Linked DNA regions of Homo sapiens: regions 1 and 2 are each linked to region 3. A link is a contact called in ENCODE Hi-C or POLR2A ChIA-PET data. All regions are on one chromosome and are shown on one strand. The core of a region is the stretch at or near the end of the contact, and the rest is flanking DNA. Distances in the headings are between cores, read along the strand shown.

Region 1 (4,871 bases), core at 1,471-3,970, 1.1 Mb before region 3:
CATTAATTCAATTTAAGTGATTTCTGTTTCCCTGGTTGGGCCTTAACTGATACAGAGATGAAAAAAGGTTTGGTTTTGACCTTGGTATTCAGCTTTGAATGGCTGAACAGCCAAACGCCTAGTTCGGTGTCATTTCCGGGATCTGTAAGGTTGTGAGTCATCAATGATTGAGTGATCATTTATATAACAATAAGTAATGATATGAGATGGTATATTTTTGGATTCATTGTTACTATCTAAATATCCACTTTCAAATATAGGTAAGCTTTCTGAAAGTATTCTAGAGTGATTTTTTTGGGGGAGAGGGGGTAGAAACAGGGTCTTGCCATGTTGCCCAAGCTGGTCCTCAACTCCTGGCGTCAGTGATCCTCCCACTTCAGCCTCCAGAAATGCTGGGATTTCAGGTGTGAGCCACTGTGCCCAGTCGATTTTTTTTTTGTTTTAAAATTTTATCAATTGTTGGAAGTATAAATTGTTGTGAGAGTCAAGTGTTGCAATAATTAATTTTGATTATGAGAGTTAATTCGATTTACTAAATCATCTTAAATTTTTTCAATTGACAAATAAATAGGGGGACAGAGTTACAATTAATATAAATATTGAGAGTATTAGCTAGATAGCTTTAGGAAGAATATTATTTCCTTTCTGAGCCAAGCAATGCTTATAAAATTTAAATAATAATACAGAACAGAATAATAGAAATTAGATTATATCACAATTACAATATTTGTAGAACCTGCATTCATAATATTCAACAAAATAAACTTTAATAACTGCTTTTAATTTTTAGTTGTATAATTCTATCTAGGAATTCTATCTAGGTCATGAGGATTTCAAGAAAATATTAGAGTTTTTTTTTATATACTGAGAGAATGAATTAGAAATGGAATGTCACCTTTGCTACCTCAAAATAGGAGGAAAAATTCTGAAGTTATGTATGATGTTCATGATAAAACTGATTCAGATGTAATATAAGAATATAGGTATAAGGAAAAAAAGAAAATCCTAGAGAAAGATGAAGCAAGCCTCAAATATCTTGCTTTTCTCTTGACTTCAGTAGAGAGAGAGAGCATTTATTTAACATCACAAATTTGGCCAGGTACAGTGGCTCATGCCTGTAATCCCAGCGCTTTGGGAGGCCGAGAGGGGCTGATCACTTGAGGTCAGGAGTTCGAGACCAGCTTGGCCAGCATGGTGAAACCCTATCTCTGCTAAAAATACAAAAATTAGCCAGATGTGGTGATGGGTGCTAATAGTCCAGCTACTCGAGAGGCTGAGGCAAGAGAACCACTTGAACCCGGGAGGTGGAGTTTGCAGTGAGCCAAGATTGTGCCACTGCTCTCCAGCCTGGGCAACAGAGTGAAACTCTGTTAAAAAACAAACACACACAAAAAAACCACCACCACCACCAAAAAACAAACACAAATTTAGCTAAGAGGCCATAGGGCCACCCAGTCACTGACAGTTCTGAGAAATTTTTGTTTCTGCCCGAAGACATTGAATGTTCAAAATGTGACTACTGAAATGTAAATAAAAAATAGTAAGATTAAGGAATTTCTAAAACGAAATGACAGCATTGTTCCTGTCTAGATTTGTGACCCCCTCCCAACCCGCCAGTCGCAGCTTTGCTTCCTTCTAGTTTGAAAGCATCCCCAGAGAGAGCCCTCTCCCTCGCCCCTCCCTGTCCCTGCCTTTGCTGGGTGCAGATCCTCTGGATCTGGAAGCAGCATCAGAATCTGAGCATCCCGAGTTGCTTAGCAGCAGCTGGAAGAGATATGAGACCCCAGCATGGACCAAGGCCTTCTGAGGCTTGGACAAATGCTTCCAAAACAAACTGTGAAGTCTTTATTTATTGGATGACTTTATTTGGTGCTTCCTAGGTGCCAAATATCTCACTACATATCTTTCCCCCATTATCTAATCCTACCACCCAGCAATCCATGAGATCATCCCTCTCTGCATTCCCATTTTACAAATGAAAAAACAGGCTCACACAGGCAAAGTAATTTGCCCCAGGCCGCCTGGCCTGTTGGTGGCAGAACCGGGACTTGAACCCTGGCCCTTCTGACTGCAGAACACATCCACTTAACTGCCCTGGTAGCATGCCTTCTCCCAGAATATTCCAGACCGTGCAACCCAGCATTGCCATTTTGCTGACAGAGAAAAGGAGAGGCATAGTTTCAAGGTCCCCACCCAGAAGGTCAGCGGCATTGTTGGTTTGAATTTCAAGTCTGAGCCTGGGGCATGCAGACCAAAGCCAAGTGCAGGGGAACAATATCTGCTTTGTGCATTCTCCATCCCTGGAAGCATCAGGCATGCAGTCCGTTGGGATAGATCCTGCAGGCTTTAGGGAGCTCTCCACCAGGGAAATAGTTACAGAAAAACAATCCATTTGGTGCCAGTTGGAGAGGAAAATGCTGGTTGCTTTTTAATTTACCTTGTGAAATAGCTGCTGCTGGGACGGAGCTGTGGCCACGAGATCACGGGGCTAAGAGCCAGGCACTTTGGCGCTGGATCCCTCCTCTGGATAACATGGGGTGTTTGAGAACACTGTCTGGATGTTTCCTGTTGACACAACTTTGTAAAACTCTCTGAGCATTGTCAAGCACATTCAGGAGCCGGGGCTTTTTGCTTCAAGGCATGTTAATTACTCAGTGAACTAGCAGTGCAGTGGGAGAGGCAGGGTGGGGCTAAGGGGACATCAGCAGTCTGGCTGGAATGAAATGGCCCAGATGTTGTTGCTGCCCCCAGCCGTGCTCTGATACATCCGGCAAACATTCCAGGGCCAGTGCTGTCCAATGGAAACATAATGTGAGCCATGTATATAATTTTGAATTTTTTAGCAGCCACATTAAAAAAGAGAAGGAAACTGGTAGAATTCATTTAAAAATATATTTCATTTCATGTAATATATTCAAAATAGTATCATTTCAACATGTAATCAGTATAAAAACTATTTTTTTTTTTTTTGAGATGGGATCTTGCTCTGTCACCCAGGCTGGAGGGCAGTGGCGTGATCTCAGCTCACTGCAGCCTCCAACTCCCGGGCTCAAGCGATCCTCCCACCTCAGCCTCCTGAATAGCTGGGACTACAGGCTCAAGCCACCATACCTGGCTAATTTTTAATTTTTTTTATTTTTTGTGGAGACAGAGTCTCACTGTGTTGCCCAGGCTGGTCTCAAACTCCTGGCCTCAAGTAATCCTCCTGCCTTGGCCTTCCAAAGTGCTGGGATTACAGGCATGAACCACTGTGCCTGGCCTGTAAAGCTATTAATGAGTATTTTATATTCTTTTTATGGCACTCAATCTTGGACATCCAGTGTGCATTTTATACCTACAGCATGTTTCAGTGTGGACTAGCCACATTTCAAGTGCTCAGTGCTACAGGTGGTATTGCTTCTCTGCCTGTGGTGCAGCTCTTGCCATCCCTCTCTGCTGCTCAAAGACCTTCTGTGGCTCCCGACTTGCCTAACCTGTTGGAGTCAGTCATATACTGCAGTGATTTGTGTTTCGGACTTCCTCTCTCTCCACCACCAAGAAAGGTGGGTACCTTTAAGGAAGAAAAAGAGTTTTTATTATGGTGTCTATTAGGGGCATTTATTATGTATCTACTGTGGGTGCAAAGGGAAGGCTTTCCGGCTTTGCCCTCAGAAGATTTGCTGAAAAATCAACTCACAAAAAGGCAGATTACTAAGAGAAAAGGCAAACAAATTTATGACTACTGTGCACACAGTGAGAATCCCAGTGATTGATCAGTGGGATACAGATGCTTATATACCCTGCTTTCTTAGGGGAAAGGGAGATGGGGAAGTGTGGGTGATTTTAGGGGGATAGTAAGTGATTTTTCTGAGAATTCAGTGGGCTTGAAGAACATACAATAGCCTGCGACAAAATCGGTTGGGTCCGCAGAGCAAACAATGGTTTGTGACCAAAGTCTGTCTAGTAGGTGTGTAGACAGTCTTTGGTTTTCCTTCCTGTGATATGGGTTCAGTTAGTGAAATTTCAGGGAAGGGATCAGAGGTAATTGTTTTCTTCTTTGGGCAAATAAGGGAGCTTCAGCCTGTGCTGTGGGAGAGGTAGAGAATTTAGAGACAGGAAGGTTGGGGAGGAAAAACAATTGCTGTCCTTCGTGGGTCCATCCTGTCTTTATGCAGATCAGGAAAAGTCTCTTCTAGCATCTGTCTCTTTTAGCAAAAGTCTGTTCTAGCATCTGAAGGCCTTCTAAGGACCTTCAGTACAAAACACGCATTATCCCAGGGAGCAGTATTTTGGGGTGAAACTCTTCACACTCCTTTACTACTATGTCCTAGTTTTAAGTCCCTTGACTAATTGTGTTTTCCACAATAAATCTTACTGCGACACATGCCTGCATAAGACATTGCGTTAGGTGCTTTAAGTAATTTTCCTTTTTTTGAGATGGAGTCTCTCTCTGTTGCTCAGGCTGGAGTGTAGTGGCGTGATCTTGGCTCACTGCAATCCTGGGTTCAAGAGATTCTCCTATGTCAGCCTCCCTAGTAGCTGGGATTACAGGTGTGTGCCACCATGTCGGGCAAATTTTTCTTTTTTCTTTTCTTTTTTTTTTTTTTTTTCGCAGAAATGAGTTTTCAACTATGTTGCCAGGCTGGTCTTGAATACCTGACCTCAAGTGATCTGCCCACCTTGGCCTCCCAAAATGCTGGGATTACAGGTGTTAGCCACCACGCCCGGCAGCTTTGTGTAATTTTCTAATTAAATTATCAGTACAACTCCATGAGGTAGGTATTTAATTTCCATTTTACAAATGGAAAATGGAGGCTAAGAGAGCTGAAGTTGAATCCAGATCTGTGGGACTCTAAGTTGCTCTTTTAGCGACGTTGTGCTGAGCCCGGACA
Region 2 (4,631 bases), core at 1,990-4,489, 1.0 Mb before region 3:
AATTCCATGGTACTTCTCAGGATTCTTGAGGTCTGGACTAAGCCCTGGATTGGGAAAGACGTGTTTATGATGCAGACCAGTTGGGGAGATTTTTCTTGAAGGAGCAGCAGCTTGGGAATAGCTGACCTGGTGAGAGCATTCCTCTTCATCTTGGCTCTGTCTGCTGTAGTTGGGGGTGAGTAGGGGTTTCAGCAGTAGAGGAATGGGAGCCCAGAGAGACGGTGATGAATGAGAAGGAGACAAACAGCTCTAGCCTGTGTGCTCCTGTCTTGTTGAGGCTGAGGGCCTGCAGGGACATTCTGAGTGAAGAACATGCCAGGCCCACCTGTGGACTCCAGTCGCTGGTGATGAAGGTAGCCAGATGTGGGTGTCGGTTAAAGGTGAGGGCTTGGGGGAGGTGGGAGAACAACCCACCGTCATCTCAGCCCCATTTCCCCTTTAGGAGGCTGAGAAGGGCTAATTAGAAATTTTGCCATCAGAGAGAGCAATGAGGTTTCCTACAATAGAGTCACAGTGTGAGCACCTGAGGTTGAATGTCCTTGGACCAGCTGAGCCTCAGTCTTACCCTCTGTAAGATGGACATGATGGCACAATCTACCTGATAAGGGTATCCCTGAATAGTAAGTGCACAAACATTAAGCTTAATTTCAGTCATTCTGTCATTTTTGATTGAGGCATTGCTTTGTGAAAAGTTCTATCATAAATTCACAATTTCAAAACTGAGCGTGTGGAGCTCTGGACTCTTGGAGTGACTGCCAAGGCCAAGGTTGGGGGCGTAAAATGAGGGCATCAGCGTGAGTCTGAGCTCTGTCTTCTGATTTCAGCCAGGCCAGCTCCACTCACACAGGTTTTCTGGGTTGGGGCTCCCTGTCAGATTTCATGTGCTGCTCTAAAGCCTATCCACAACTGACAGCAAAGTAGAAGGAACATGGGATCTGCATCAGCCTGTTCAGGTTCTTGCCCAGCAGCTCCACTGTATATGGTTGTGTGGAGGATCAGGATGCCGATGTCCCAGGATCTGAGATGAGTGCTCCTCTAAGTGAGCCCAGTGACACCCATAGAAACTGTGGGAGGTGGGGTGGGCGCCTCCTGCCATCTGGATGCAGTAGCTAGAGCTCAGCTAGGGTGGGTAACTTATTTAGGGTCCCATGGGTAGTAAGTGTGGGGAATTGAGATTCAAGTCTGGAAAATTCTCAGTTCCCGGGACATATGCTACTGAGCAGCCTCTCACCTGACCTCAAGCCTGGTGTGGCTTTTTCTTTAGTTGACAAAGAGGCACTGAATCTCTGTTAATTTGGGGAAGGCACTGCATCTCTTTGTTAATTTCCCTGCTCTGGCTCTTCTCTATCCTGCCTTCCACTCCATTCCTCCTCCTTCAACTTCACCTCCCATTTTCATCCGTTCTCTGCTCAGTTTTCTTTCTGCTTCATCCATGACCTCCTGGAGGCTCCTGGCTTATTATCTTGGAATGACCGAGGACAAAGAGGTCTGCTTCATAAAATTCGAGGGTCCCTGTTAGCACTGAACTTGACATTTGCACCCTATCTGTATCTGATGGGTTCTCTTCCCTCTGTGCCCTACTGTTCCACAGCTAAGCAAACCTCCCCAGGTCCAAAATTCAACTCTGTGTCCCATTTAGTGAATAAGACGATGCTTCTTTGGTGACCCATCCACACCAGGGTGGGTCCTGGTATTAATAATAAAAGATGTCCCAGGTTCCATTGAATCCATTAATGTTTCTAACTTAGCTGACTCATTGTGTAGAATATGCATGACTAATCCATCAAAAAAGAGAATTCTCACATTGCAAATTTTTGTATGTTTATAAGAAAGTTAGATTTTCTTGTGCTTTTCTCCCCACAGCACCTGTCATTCTGGATAAGGATAGCATGTTCATAAAAGGGAAATGAGTGGAGAAGGAGGGAAGGAGTTGTGAGCAAAGCATTTAAAGCGTTGCCAGAATATAAGCAACAGTGCTTCATGTCGTGAAAAACTGAGAAAAGGAGTCTTTATGTACAGGAAGAACTCAGCAGCTGACCTCAAGAAGAAAGGAAAACATCCTCTCTTCACTTTTCTCTGGGATGCCTGTGCCCAGGGTCTTGAGTTTCCGACTGGGGCATAATGGATTTTTGGTGGCCTGTGACTTTATTATGGGTCTTTTCCCAAAGTGTTTTGAAATGGTATGAAAGAGTGTATTCAGTTAGAAACCTTGAGTTCTACTCCCAGGCTACTTAGAGGTTGTTTTGCAAACTTGAACAAGTCAAGTAAACCTGACTTCAACTCTACGCAATGGATTATGCAATGGTTGAAGTTCTAAGCTTGGAAGTTTCCAATGAGAACAAATAGGGGTGGTGAGAGCTGCCCTGCCCCTTTCAGGGACATTAAGAGGGTCACCAGGCAGGTGAATGTGACAGTGCCCTAAAGTTATGAAGAAATCTGTGCAAAACTGTATGTTGTTATAGTTCTTCTTGGGGCTGATGCACCGTGACCCCTTCAACAGTTGATGAATCATGGGATAATTGTTGATGAGTCATGGGATAGGTGCTGCTTCAAGGGATGTGGATGTAGGTTGGACAGAGGCCGACCCCAACTCTCTACTCATTTGCACTGTGCATGGCAAATTTGTTCTGGGAGTTTCTGCTTTGCTCCTGTCTTAAGCCATCAGACCACGTGTTCAGTAGTCCAGCCCTGGCCACAGCCTCTCTGCCTGGCTGGGCCCAGGCTACTTCTAAACTCTCTGTTTTTTTTATTTTATTTTATTTTTATTTTTTTTTATTTCAGATTTTATCCAACATGGATGTCTTGATCCAAGAGAAAAAAAGGGATCCCTTCAAAGTCCTTTCCCCAGTTTCCTGCTTAGTCCCACTCCTAGAGCCCTAGGGGGTTCTGTAGCTCCTCTATATTTTCAGGGAACTGAGCTGAAGCCAATACGAGATTTTAAAAGATACCCTATCCTTAAGCAAAGTGAGTGATGGTGCTCAGCATCCATGCCAACGGTCAAATTTTGGCTGTTTTATTCACATATCTATGTAATTTGTAGTTTTTTGGGGGGTGGGGTGGAGGTGGCTGGACCAACAACAAACAGCTAATCTAAATGAGACATTCCTGGAAAATGAGGCACATAAAGCTTTCTCTTTTCATATCCAAAATGGAATAAACAATTCCACCAGCGACCACAGGAATGCTGCTGGGGCACGAGGGCTTCAGCCTTCCTGATGGTCAGGCACTGACTTTAAGCTTAGACTCTAGAATTTGTTAATGAGAGGCCCTCCTGGACAGGAAGGAAGGAGGCTTGCTTGGGGTCTGATCTGTAAAGCACACTGGTGGAAGCTGTTTACATGCAGCTACACAAGAGGCTTCTTCCTGAGTACCAGGCCACCCTCAGTAAGGCACTGAGTGAGCACCAGGCATCACCAGGAATGAGGTCTCTGCCCCAGTCCTGGCCAAATGGAATAAGCAAACAGACTGAGGGTGTGTCAGTGGCTTTCCTGAGTTCCCGCACCTGGTAAATGATGGAGTTTAGACTTGAAAATTCTGCCTCCTGTCTCCAGGTCCAGGGATCTCTCTGGGACGTCAGAGAAGTCAGTTAATCTCTGCCACTCCTTCCTACCTGGATGTTCAATGAAAAGCCTGTTGGGCTTTCTGAGGACTAGAAGGGGGACACTGCCGAGAATTCAGTGAGGCCAGCCCACACCCCCACCCCTTCTAGGAGATTACCTTTAGATCCTCCAGCCCCAGTCTGCAGCCTCCTGGGCTGATGCTTTCTTTCTCTATTTACAGACACTAATCATTTCCCATGCAATTGAACAACTTAATAAGCTGCGAAAATTTGATAAGACAATTTAATTGTCGGCTTTTACATATCTGCTCAATATAGTTGGGTTTCTAGGGAAGGTGAGTGGGGAATGTGAGCAGAGGCACTTAATTAAAGAACTAAAACAGTGGGGCTAGATTAGAGAGAACTCTGGCAGACACCAACCCTGGACCTACGTCTCTTCTCTCCCCCTTTCACATGGGCCCTTTCTTTGAAATTTTATAAGCTCCATCCTCTGGGTAGTAGCAAAATAGAGATGCAGGCCCAGGCACTTGATGTGCAGTGTGGGGAGCTGACTTTGCATGGGGCGGCTCCCAACTGTTATCGGGGAGCTTTTTCTCGGGCCCAAAGTGGTTGGGTTTTAAGGGGAAGACCTAATTCTGCGTGTATGGTCGTAGCTCAAAGGGATAGTTCAAAATGGCCTCCTCATTGATGGGGAAGGATGGGGGCTGATTATAAAAAATTATAATCATTTTTTTGGTCTTTTCCTCTATCTTTTTGGGGAATTTTATGGCCATTTGGGCAATGCTGCATCATGGAGTATTGATGCCAATTTTAAATCACACATCCTCATTTTATCTAATTGAATTCTCATGCTAACTCTGAAAGGAATAGGAATCATTATTCCTATTTCACAGGTGCAGATCCTGAGACTCAGAGAGGTTAAGAAACTCGCCCAACGCCACACAGCTAGATAAACACCTCAGGATTTAAATAGATTGCAGGGGACACCAACAAGGCTCTGCTCAGATCCCCTCAGATCCCTCTGGCCCATCTGTGCATGCAGTAACATCTGCTTCACCGTTGACTGCTTGAA
Region 3 (4,667 bases), core at 2,055-4,554:
TAAGAACTAAAAATCTTTTTTTAACATATTTTTCTCTGAAACTGCTTTGCCAAGTTTCCTCTTGTGGATTAGCTGCAGGTCACAGATATTCTGGGAATAAAGATATGAAAGGATTTTTTTTTCTTTCTTGGTTACAATTCAATGATTTTAGTAAATTTATAGATTTGTGCAATCATCACAACTATCTAGTTTTAGAGCATTTTGATTGCCCAACAGAATTCCCTCAAGTTCTATTTGCAGTCAATTCCTGTTCAAATCCTCAGCCCTGGGCAACCACGGCTTTATGTTTCTATAAGTTTGCCTTTCCAGTTCATATAAATGGCCATTTCATATAAATGAAAATCATACAATATGTTGTTTTTCATTTGGCTTTCAGCATATGTTTTTGAAGTTCATTCGTGATGTAGCAAACATCAGTATTTCTTCCCCTTTTATTGCTGAACAATATTCCATGGTATGGATACACCCTGTTTTCTTTATCTACTCACCAGCTGATGGGTATTTATGTTGTTTCTTTTGTTTATCTGCTCACCAGTTGATGGGTATTTGTGTTGTTTCCAGATTTTGGCTATTATAAATAAGGCTGCTATGAACATTCTGGTGTGTGTTTTTGTGTGAACATGTTTCCTGTTCTCTTGAGTAGAATCCTAACTTGCTGGGTTGTGCAAAGGGTTATTGACTGCTGCTATACACTAGGTTCCATCTGATTCAGGTGTGTAGTGTCAGTGGAAACTTATCAAGCAGTTTTTAACTTACTTTTTAAAATCGGCTGATGCACCCATTACTAAAGGGATGGTCTATAAAAACAACTGTTGTGATTCGATAAATGCTGAACAGAGAGGAGAGGTCAAAGTCCAGCTAATGTCAGCTGACATGTGGCCAGGTTCATCTTTGGACACGCTTCCAAAAGGGAGTTTATGAAACTTGCTTCATGGATCAAGAGATGTCCTAATCATTACAGATCCCGGGCATCTTTGTATAATATATGTATGATCAGATTGATCGTGACTTCACACTCCCTCTAGGACCACGTGGAAGGGTTGAGAAAATCCAGGCAATAGTTTGTAGCCAAACAAGAGCAAAACTCGAGTACCTCTGAGGGAAAGCCGGACCCCTTGTCCATCCTCTCCTGTGTAAGTAACTTCATTTATAAGCTGAAATGACGCCACCAGATCATCCTATTACCATCACCATGCCTCATTAGAGTGGGGACTTTCGGCGGTGGCTTGGGAAGTACCCAAAGTTTTAGGGGTTACAGCAGAGGCCAAAAAGGCAGACAGAGGAAGCAGGGTAGAGCTCTGAAAAGGTTCAGGGCCAGGGACCCACAGGGGGAGGCAGGAGTGGCAGGCACCACGATCTGCTCTCTGGCGCTCTACAGGAAAGCACCGGGAGTCAATGTCCTCGCGCGTCCCTTGCGCAGAGTGTGGTGCGAGGTTGGGGGGTTACTGGAGACCCAGGGGGCTATCACCTTGGACACCTATGGTGGGGGGAAGGCTGAGGAGTAAGATAACCGGGCAGCTGGAAACTTACAGCTCTTCCCCCGCAGTGGAGGAATGAGGAGTTCAAAGGCCACGTCCACACAGAGGGTGACAGAGGCATCCTCTCCGCGCAGGACGCGGACTGGGGGCAGGCACGCAGCGCCACCCGGATCCTGGAGTCGTCAAGAAAAACGCGGGCGCGCAGGCCGAAGAGGGTAGGTCCCGGGGCAGCCTCGCCGGCACCCGCCCCCGCGGGCGTCTCCCCAAGCCGTGTGGAAACCCGGGCGGCTGCGGGCGCTCGGGACCCGCGGGCTGGTGACCAGGAGCTGGAGGGCAGGGCTCGGCCGCTCTTGCCTTAGCCCCGCACTGGGGTTCCTTCCCCATGCGCTCAGGATCCCAAGCTTTCTCTTCCGTTTTCGGCCTCTTTTTCCGTTAACTCCTGGGCCCGTCTCCTCCCCTCTAGCCCTTTCAAACTGCTTGGCTGTGGCGCCCAGCTTTCCCTCCGCAGCCTCCTTCCCCGTCTTTTTCGCGGGTCCATCTCTTCTCCTTTCCCAGCCTCATCCCCGTCCCCCTAGGCGGTTCCTTTTTAGCCTTCACCCACTGGCGTCTCCACCTTCCTCCGCCTCCTCTCTTGCCTCCACCTCCCACCCTGCAAACTTGTTCAAGCCAGGGGTCCCCACACAGGCATGGTTGTTCCCTGCTGGGTGTGCGGATCCCCACGCCGTTCCCGGTACCGCGAGCGCCCCGCCCAGTCCTTGGCGTGATTCCTAAGCCCCGGCCCTGCCAGCCCTTTCTCCCGGCGACTCGGGGAGGGAGGGCAGGAAGCAGGCCCGGGGAACCCTCACGGTAGCGAGTCGTCAGTGAGGGGAACAGCGGAGGAAGGAGCTAGGACTCCGGCGCTGCGCCCCATTAGGCCCTTTCTCCCGTAGAAACGCACACTCCACCGGGCCCTGGCGGGTCTGTAGCGAGGGAGTGGCAACAAGTGACACTACCGGCGGGGGCCACTGATACCTGGCTGGGGTAGGGGCCAAGGCACCCTCCCAAAAGCTGGAGCGAGGCCGACCCCGGCGAAGCGCTCCCCGCGCACCCCTCTCCGAGGCGTTGCGTGGGGGGCACTAGACGAGAGGAGAGCTGAGAGAGAACGGAGACTGGGCTCTTCCCAAGTCCTAAGTCTCCCTCCCCGCCCGACTTCACCACCAGAGCCACCAGAAGAGTTTGCAAGGGATGGGAGATTGAGAGGGGTGGGGGCTGGGCAGGAGCCGCCAACGTTGAGGGATTTTTGGAAGGTGGGGTGGTGGAGTGAGAAAGAATAGAACGCGCTCCCGAATTCCCAATTGCTTCCCTCACTTGGACGATACCTTCCCCCAACCACCATCCCGGCCCGCCAGGCGAGAGCCCAGCCTGGCCAGCTGGAGCGGATTTGGGGGAAGGAGGAAAATGGGGGCTCCCAACCCCTCTCCAGCTTCCCTCCGCCGCCCTCCCTGATTGGCTGTGCGTCCCTGGAGCCCAACTTCAGTCGCTCCAGACTCCATCTGAGCCCTGAGGGAGTCGGAGCGCCGCGCCACGGGGCGGGAGGGGCGGCCACGAATCCAGGGGTTAGCATCTCTGGGCCCCTGGGGGGAGGGGCGCGGACGGGGTCGGCCCCCGCAGCCTCTGCGAGGCCCATCTCGCTGCCTCTCGCAGCCTCGGCTTCTCTCAGCCCCCGCCCTTTCCTTCCCTCACAGCGGCAGCCTCCCTCCTCCCGCCCCCCCCGCCCCGCACCCGCCTGCCCGCCCGCCACCTCCCCCCGGTTTCTCATTCCTGCCACTAGCGCGCTCGGCGGCTCATTCCGCGGCCGCCGCCAGCTGAGGGGAGCGTCGCGGGCCGAGGAGCAGATGCCGCGGGGGCCGCTCGCAGCCGCCGCTGACTTGTGAATGGGACCGGGACTGGGGCCGGGACTGACACCGCAGCGCTTGCCCTGCGCCAGGGACTGGCGGCTCGGAGGTTGCGTCCACCCTCAAGGGCCCCAGGTGAGGTGCGCCGCCAGTCCCTTCCTCTCGCCTGGTTGGGGCTTCTTGGAATGGGGGGCAGGATTTTCTCAGGAAGAGAATGTCTTGGCGGGGCGGGGTGGTGAGGGGGACGGTGGTATCTGAGTCGAGAAGGCTTCACTAACGCAAAGCAAAAGGGAGGGAGAGATTTGTTTAAAAATCAGAAAGGGAGAAGGGAGCCAGCTGTGGGCGCGGGCAAAGCAGGGGACGGAGGCTTCAGATGTGCGCTCCACGACTCTCCCTGGCTCCGGCCTCCTGTGGGGTCTGCGCCGAGGCCACAGCAGAGGGGGTTTGTACCTGGCTGGGGCAAGAGACTGCAGAGCAGACCTCCGGACACGCCGACTGTCCCCGGTCATATCTCTGGGGAAAGTCGCCCACGGCGCGGTGCCCGCCAGCCCTGCGCCGCTTCCCCAAAGCGGCGACATGACCGCGCTCTGCGGGGTTCTTACTCCATCCTCCCGGATCCCTGCCGAAAGCTCCCCGGGGCTTAGTCCCTGCAGTCGAGACTGCCGGGTAAGCCCGGGAAAACGGAAAGACCCCAGCTCCGGAAGGAGATTGCCCGCACTTTAATAGCGTGGGTTTGGGGCCGCCGACTGTGGTTCTGGGGCAGCAGGCTGCGGTGCGCTACAGCCCTCCAGCCCGAGTCTCTGCGGGAGCTCTGGCGCCCGTTTGTAAGCTCCCACCAGCGCAGGAGTAGGTCCATGAGCGGCCCAGACTCGGGCTCGCCTCTGGCTTGGGATTGGCGAAAGCTGCCAGGGTCAACGTTAACTTTGAGAACCACACCTTCCCGAAACCTGCGCCGCTTCTCGGAGCGCGCCAAGCCTCTCTAGCTCCCGGCACGCACGGCCTCCCTCCCTGCGCTCTGCCCCGGAACGCGAGCCGGGAGGTGGGAAGCACTGAGAAGCTGGCCAGATGGGGAGGACGGCGAGGAGAGCTCCCTTCTCCCCCCTCCCCAACCCAGAGGAACTGTAGGAGGGCCCGCCTCACGCTGTGAAGCGGAGTCCCCAGAGAAAGTGGGGTCGGGGGAGGCTTGCGGGTCCGGCTTCCTTGTCCGTTTTTTTGCCGAGGCCCTGCTTTCGCCCGGGGCTCGCCGCGCCTGCCTCTCCCGGGTGAAAGGTTTTCTAGGTGCTAGAAGAAGCCCTGTTGCTTTTGCTGATAATGC

What was found. A loop is a pair of places that touch in the nucleus more often than their neighbours do. ChIA-PET counts read pairs that join two places held with the same protein, here RNA polymerase II (POLR2A). Pooled maps may share reads with other maps.
Region 1: a loop to region 3 is called in a map of cardiac septum, with 2.7 times the contacts of the local background. The contact joins the enhancer-like site here to the promoter of CDH11 in region 3. A Hi-C loop is called at or near these places in 8 of 168 maps with a recorded cell type or tissue (IMR-90, cardiac septum, gastrocnemius medialis and 4 more), 1 of 37 single-sample maps with no recorded cell type and 11 of 50 pooled maps. POLR2A ChIA-PET finds 5 or more read pairs at or near these places in 2 of 52 experiments (AG04450 and BJ).
Region 2: a loop to region 3 is called in a map of IMR-90, with 7 times the contacts of the local background. The contact joins the enhancer-like site here to the promoter of CDH11 in region 3. A Hi-C loop is called at or near these places in 1 of 168 maps with a recorded cell type or tissue (IMR-90) and 3 of 50 pooled maps. POLR2A ChIA-PET finds 5 or more read pairs at or near these places in 2 of 52 experiments (AG04450 and HEK293).

Annotation. Positions count from the first base shown.
Region 1 is chr16:66,248,605-66,253,475 of GRCh38, reverse strand. The region is part of intron 1 of LOC105371317 (a long non-coding RNA gene); the gene reads left to right. Among named protein-coding and RNA genes, the nearest start is that of CDH5, 120 kb to the left of the region's middle. Within about 2 kb of position 2,720, at least 12 of the 41 ENCODE cell types and tissues checked have a DNase peak (open chromatin) inside an H3K27ac peak, as active enhancers do; they include IMR-90, gastrocnemius medialis, heart left ventricle and 2 more, where a contact is called at or near this core.
Region 2 is chr16:66,129,264-66,133,894 of GRCh38, reverse strand. No RefSeq gene overlaps it. Among named protein-coding and RNA genes, the nearest start is that of CDH5, 240 kb to the left of the region's middle. Within about 2 kb of position 3,239, at least 2 of the 41 ENCODE cell types and tissues checked have a DNase peak (open chromatin) inside an H3K27ac peak, as active enhancers do; they include IMR-90, where a contact is called at or near this core.
Region 3 is chr16:65,120,700-65,125,366 of GRCh38, reverse strand. CDH11 (cadherin 11) reads left to right here and starts at 3,304. Exons shown (of 13, transcript NM_001797.4): 1 at 3,304-3,487.